2 separate regions of the Homo sapiens genome follow, and region 2 is linked to region 1. The links are chromatin loops, found by intact Hi-C in ENCODE. Cell type or tissue: CD4-positive, alpha-beta T cell. All regions are shown on one strand. Links, peaks and the distances in the headings refer to the core of each region. The heading gives the core; the rest is flanking DNA. Region 1 holds the start of RNF38 (ring finger protein 38). Region 2 holds the start of ZBTB5 (zinc finger and BTB domain containing 5).

The links. A loop is a pair of places that touch in the nucleus more often than their neighbours do. Peaks named below come from ENCODE experiments on the same cell type or tissue, not always from the same donor. Only the 100,000 strongest peaks of a DNase experiment are listed, where the experiment ranks them.
Region 2: a loop joins it to region 1, with 13 times the contacts of the local background. A loop is called at or near these places in 5 of 110 quality-filtered maps.

The regions. Positions count from the first base shown.
Region 1 is chr9:36,399,690-36,402,585 of GRCh38, reverse strand. It overlaps RNF38 (ring finger protein 38), which reads left to right and starts at 2,317. Exons shown (of 12, transcript NM_022781.5): 1 at 2,317-2,489. The coding sequence starts at 2,478. It overlaps LOC124902152 (a long non-coding RNA gene), which reads left to right. Exons shown (of 2, transcript XR_007061475.1): 1 at 1-692; 2 at 1,001-1,121. RefSeq lists silencers at 1,258-1,717, 1,748-2,077 and an enhancer at 2,288-2,357. In CD4-positive, alpha-beta T cell, for the core only: no CTCF peak of the experiment used is centred there; DNase peaks (open chromatin) are centred at 1,315, 1,665 and 2,245; H3K4me3 peaks cover 1,902 bases; H3K27ac peaks cover 2,120 bases.
Region 2 is chr9:37,464,077-37,466,972 of GRCh38, reverse strand. It overlaps ZBTB5 (zinc finger and BTB domain containing 5), which reads left to right and starts at 1,523. Exons shown (of 2, transcript NM_014872.3): 1 at 1,523-1,758. RefSeq lists enhancers at 1-543, 544-1,229, 1,230-1,915, 1,916-2,601 and a silencer at 1,596-1,695. In CD4-positive, alpha-beta T cell, for the core only: no CTCF peak of the experiment used is centred there; DNase peaks (open chromatin) are centred at 472, 1,252 and 2,212; H3K4me3 peaks cover 2,500 bases; H3K27ac peaks cover 1,897 bases.

The DNA of each region.
Region 1 (2,896 bases), core at 237-2,736:
CCCTCTCTTCACATAGTCCTATCCAAGCTTGGAGGAAAAGCTACTTCAGGGTGGTCTGCGTTCTGTAGGGAGGATTTTTTTTTTTTTTTTTAAGCTTAGATTCTGGTGGAAGATCTGTAATTGGAAGGCGAATCCACAGTAGATTGCGATTTGTGAGGGATACAGAGGATAGAAAATAGGATACATTGGATAAACTTAAAGGTATGGTTGGCACTTTACCTTGAAGTGAAACAAACAAACAAAAAAAACAAGTTTAGATGTGATCATCTCCAAACTGGCTGCTTTGGGAGAGAGCCAGCCAGCTGGTTAACTGGGTTACATAATTCGAGTATGGGTTTGGGGTGGATATGTTCATAGGGACCTAATACCTCTTTCCAGCTTCTCTTTGTTTGTCCTGGAATTCCAAAACCTATGATGTTATTGCTGGAACTTTGATTCAGCAGTTGCTAAACACCTTCTCTTGTGTTTCTGGCACTAGACTTGGGCCTTGGGTTTAGTTTACACAGTCCCAACAGAGTCTGGGTGCTCAGTCTGATATGGGAGACAAGTGTACATAAATAATTACCATATAGTGTTGTTCATAAAGAGAATGTCCAAGGTCCAGAAGGTCCTGAAACAACATTTACTCTGATTTCCCCCATTTTCTACTGGTTGCAGCTGAGGCCCAGAGAGGGAAAGAGAGACTGGTTTAAGTAATGCCAAAAGAACTAGAACTTGAAAACCCGAGTTTTCTGTTGACTGGTCCTTAATAATTTTACTCTACCACCCTAAAATATGATCACCATCCTTGCGGGAAACATCTAATTTCTGCTTTAAAAAGTCCACCCCTTCCATGATGTCCTCTTGACTGCCCTCTCTCCTTAAGTCTGATACCACTTTACTATTTTTTCCTTGTATGGATTGTGCTTTTGTGGAAATTTTTATTTTCTCTCTTGTATCGTGATTATCAGGACAGGAGCCAAGCCGGCTTCAATCTTTGTTCTTATTTCCCCTCCCCAAGCGACATCTGAGCAACTGTCACACTTAAGGAAGCCTCGGACAAGTTGGGTTCGAACCTGTTGGCTTGCTGCATTGAGAGACACCTTTGTGTACTGCAATAAAAATTCTTACTTTTCGGGCCACGTGAATGCATTTATGCTGTAAGAACTACGTGAGGTCAGTTACTGTTTGATTGCGGAGTTTTGTAGGTAGGAGGCACGGAACAGTAGCAACAATTTACTAAGAGAAAATCTATAGGAATTGGAACAGGGCCCTGCGGTCCGCAGGGCAGCGGGGGGCGGGCTGGGGCGGGGCTGCGCAGTGGTGCTGCGCGCGGAGCTCTGTTGCCGGAACTGGTCCGAGTCGTGCGCCGGGCCGCGCGCAGCCCCGCCCCGCCCCGCCCCGCCCCCTTCCCCCTCGGGGTGGAAACAAAGGGGGTTCGGCGCGCGGTGCGGAGCCTGGGGGAAAAGGGAGGAGCGCTCCGGTGGTCTGGCGCGCTGGGCTCGCTAGGTTTGTGCTGGCGAGGGGACGGGGTGGGACGGGCGACCCGGACCCAAGAAGTGGGAGGACCGCGCGTGTCGCGGCCTAGCGGCGAGGGGAGTCGCCTGCGCGCGCAGCGGAGGCCAGTGCGCCGGCGCATAGGGAGCCCGGGTCTGTGATCGCCGAGGCGGGGTGAGGCGGGGTGCGGCGGGGCGCGGCGGGGCGGGGAGGGGCGTGGCCGGGCCGGGCCCCTAGTGCGGTGTTGCGGGACGGGGCCGAGGCCCGGTCGGTTGGGGCGTGGGGGCGGAGAGGATGGAGCCTCCGAGGCGTTAGGCGACTCTGTCATCTCTGGGCGTGCAGCCGTCGTTTCCTGGCGCGGCCCGTGTGATGGTGCCGGGAGGAAGGAAGCGCAGTGACAGTGCCTAAGTTGGAGCCGGGGTTCCGGGGGTGAGGAGGCCCGCGGACGGCGGATCTGGCGAGCTGGCCGCGGGCTGGGCGAGCAGTCACAATAGGAGGCGGCGGCCCAGCGAGGATCCGCGGGAGCTGCCCGGCAGGGCGGAGCCTCCCCTCGCAGGTACTGGCCGCCGCGGCCGTTGGCTGCAGCGCGAGGGCGGGACGGGCTGCGGGCCGTTGAGAGCCTGCGGGGCCGCGCCCGAGTCTTGGGCTAAGGTTTGCCTCGGCCGCCCGGCGCTCTTTGTTCCCGCGGTGGCGAGGAGGCGCGGTCTCAGCTCGCGGAGCCGCCGGCCCGCTGCCCGGCAGATGGCCTCGCTCTCTCGCTCCCTCCCTTTTTGCCGAGACGCAGGTGAAATGATGTCACCCAGGAGAACGCGGAACCCGGTCGAAAGGGTCCTCTCTGGCGTCCTTCTGCTTCCGTGGGTTTCTGGATAGGCTGCGTTTTGTTCTCAGGGGATGCAAGTTCTTCCTTTCAGGGTTGAAGCGTGAGAGAGGTTGGTTTTTGAAACGGGAGTGTTTCAGGTTATTGAGGTCCAAAAAGAAATAAAGTTTTTGTTTACGTCTGTATGGCTTGTAAGGTAAAGTATTTTTCTTTGTGTTGCAAAAATGATATATGCTATTATTCAGTAAAAGTTGGGTATGCTAATTCTACCGTAAGTAGAAACACACACATGTAATTATTGCCACCATTATATGAATTGCCATTTCTTTTTTCTTAAGCGGTGGACTTAACGTATGAAAACTTAAATGTATACAAAGCTCATAATACAGTTGTTACCTTAGAGTTGCAAGTCTGCTGTATTCTGTTTGGCCTTGATTGCGAGTGTTGTTATACTTGAAAATTTACCGTAAATTTTTTTCAATAGCAAACAAACCTTGTATGTAGGCTTTAAAAAAAATTCCCTTTTATAGGGACAGTTGGAATCGAAGTAAAATTGTTCCTATCTTCAGGGAACACCGTCTAATGGAAGAAATAGAACTTTTG
Region 2 (2,896 bases), core at 182-2,681, 1.1 Mb before region 1:
CGGTGTGTTCCATTCTTAAAGCGGGGAGTTCCTTTTTTTTCCCCCCAGACGAAATCTCACTCTGTTGCCTAGGCTGGAGTGCAGCGGCACGATCTCAGCTCACTGCAACCTCCGCCTCCCGGGTTCAAGCGATTCTCCTGCCTCAGCCTCCCGAGTAGTTGCCTGGGATTACGGGCGCCCACCACCACGCCCGGCTAATTTTTGTACTTTTAGTAGAGACAGGGTTTCACCATGTTGGCCAGGCTGGTCTCGAACTCCTGATCTCGGGCGATCTGCCCGCCTCAGCCTTCCCAATTGCTGCGATTATAGGCGTGAGCCATCGCGCCCGGCTGGGAGTTCCATTTTTCTGGGAGCTCCTCCAAGACCCTTACCCCCACCCCCAGAAGAACCCAGCTGAGTTCGCGGGCCTGCCTTTGTCTCCAGAGCCACGCAGCGCTCCCAGACACGCTGCGCCGGAGAAGGCAGCTTTCTTCTGCCGTCCTCACCCTAGGAAAGGGGGTTTCTTCCCTGGCCCCAGTGTCCGATGCTCAGGGATCGGGTTCTCCCTCCGAGGGTGCACCTGGAAACCCGAGCGTCGCCCCGGGGCTCGCTTTTTTCAGACCGCGTCCCATACAAGTCCGCGACCCTTCCACGTTTGGGACAGGAGTGGGAGAGCTTAGCGCTTCCTATTTTTTTGTGGGGGGAGTGCAGGTGATTATAAATCTGGGCATGCAGACTACAGGCTTATTTGACCTGCAGCCGAGTGCGGGGCCAAGCGCCGGGCTCCTGGGGCGCCACCGTTTCCAGACGCGCAGCCACCCGGACTGGACGAGGGGCGGGGTCCGACCTAACTGCCATCCGATGGACAGCGTTTTTTATTCGCGGTTTTCACCCTGGACTTTGGCTTAGTTAAACCTAAAGAGCTTTTTGGAATCTTATCTTTCCCAACGTCTATGAAGTGGGAACTCAATCTCCAGCCCTCTACGTGTGTGTGTGTGTGTGTGTTCAGCGAAGGGAATTCACCCCGGAGAAGAGCCCTGGGTCACTAAAGCGCCGGGCACCACGAGGGTGGAAAAATCCTTCAGAACCAGCCAATGGCGGTACGGCCTGCCCTGAGGGCCCGCCTCTCCGGCGCCCTCAGACATCACGCAGTCGTTGTTGTGATTGGCGGATTTAGGCGGAAAGCCCGCTAGCCTAAACCACAGAGGGTTTTGATTGGTTGCAGCGAACAGCCGCATTTCTATAGTCCAAACCTGGAGCAGTTTAGTGATAAATCCCGCCCTAAAAGGCATTTGATAACCGTTTTACATGTTGTAAGGCAAAGGGTGATTGGTCAGAGAGCTCACGGATTCAGTCGGTAGTAAACACAACCAGACTTCAGGGACCGTGGATTGGTCAGTTTTTCCGGGGGCTAAGTAAATTCCTCCAGGTTCCGCGCGCCGGCTGGCTGCACTCCTACCCCGGCCCCGCCCTTCCCATTGCTGATTGGTTGCAGCCCAACTGGGAGAGGCGGAATGGGGCGGAGTAGGCGCTCTTGCATTACGTCACTTCCGCTTATCCTCGGGCGCCGCCGCCGTGTTCTCAGAGTGCTGCGGCGAACTGGCTGGAGGAGCTAGGGGACTAGAGGCGGGGTGGGAGGGGGGCGGGTGGAAGGGGGAGGAAGTCCCGTAACGGAGACGCTGGTCAGGACGTTCCCACCTCCTCTGACACTGCCGAGTCCGATCGGAGAGGGGTCACCGCCTCCTTCAGCGAGGAGGAGGGGGGCGGAGCCCGACTCAGGTGAGGAGACCCCGTCAGCGAGTATCGTGATGGCGGGCGCGCTCACGTGGGGAAGGTTGAGCACCAGGGGCGCGCCAAGGCGTCGGGGAGCGCGCAGACGTGTACTGGTGCCCCCGGACTACTCTGGCTGTCTTTCGGAGGGGAGCATTGTTACCGTTGGAGCCAAGGGGCCAGGCGGGTTCTTCTGCGCAGGCGTCCCCGGTGTCCCGACGCCAGGCTGTCTGCGGGGTGGGGCGGGGGCTGGTACTCCTGTGGATCCCCGGCTGGCGACGTAGGTTCCCGAATGGGGTGGGAAAGGCCTCAGGACCAGCGGCCTGGCGGGATGAAGAGAGGATCTGCTGCCCTGCGGGATGTGGTCGGACGGCTCCCTTGCCCCCATCCTGGGTCTTGAGCGACGAGGTTTCATTTCACCAGAGCAAGGCCATAGGCAGACTGCCATCGGGAGCCAGCGGCCGACCCTGGAGGGGTGGAGCCAGTGTTTCGGAATGCCCCAACTTGTTATGAGAGGACTGAAGTGTTTAATAGGCATTTATTGAATGCCCACTACTCCCAGGCTTCGTGCGAGGAGCTGTGGGGGATGCGGTGGTAAGACACTGCCGTCCCATCTTCTCCTGTTTGGAGGACAGATTTGTATGTAAATAATAAAAGGCAGTGAATTAAGGGGTGTTGAAGGTTAGTTTTTTCCTTTCATAATGGTCATTTTTTTTTAAGTCAGTCAGCATTCTGGCATAGTGAAGGATATTGTGGAAACTAATTTTCTGAACAGAAGGCAAATCCTAAATAATTTGGAGGAAAAATTTTAGGTGAAAGCACAGTAAAGTTGATTACTAAGTAGTATCTTCTGACTCTAGTTAACTTGAATTAATAGAAGGAACTCTTCACCTTCAAAAATTGAAGCAAAAATATTCCAAAACATGTTCTCATATTTTTCACTTGTATTAAGTAGAGGACATTACGGGCTTTTCTTTAGAGGTTGAAGAGAATGCTGTGCCTTAGTCATTAAGTCATTGGTAATTTGTTGTCCTAGTATGGGCTGTTGTGCTTAGATGTAAAAGGCTGGGCAGAACTTGCTTTTCATTTGCCTAAACTCTTGTGATTTCTGTGGGGACGGTGGTTGGCAGTAAGCTAATAGTTCAGA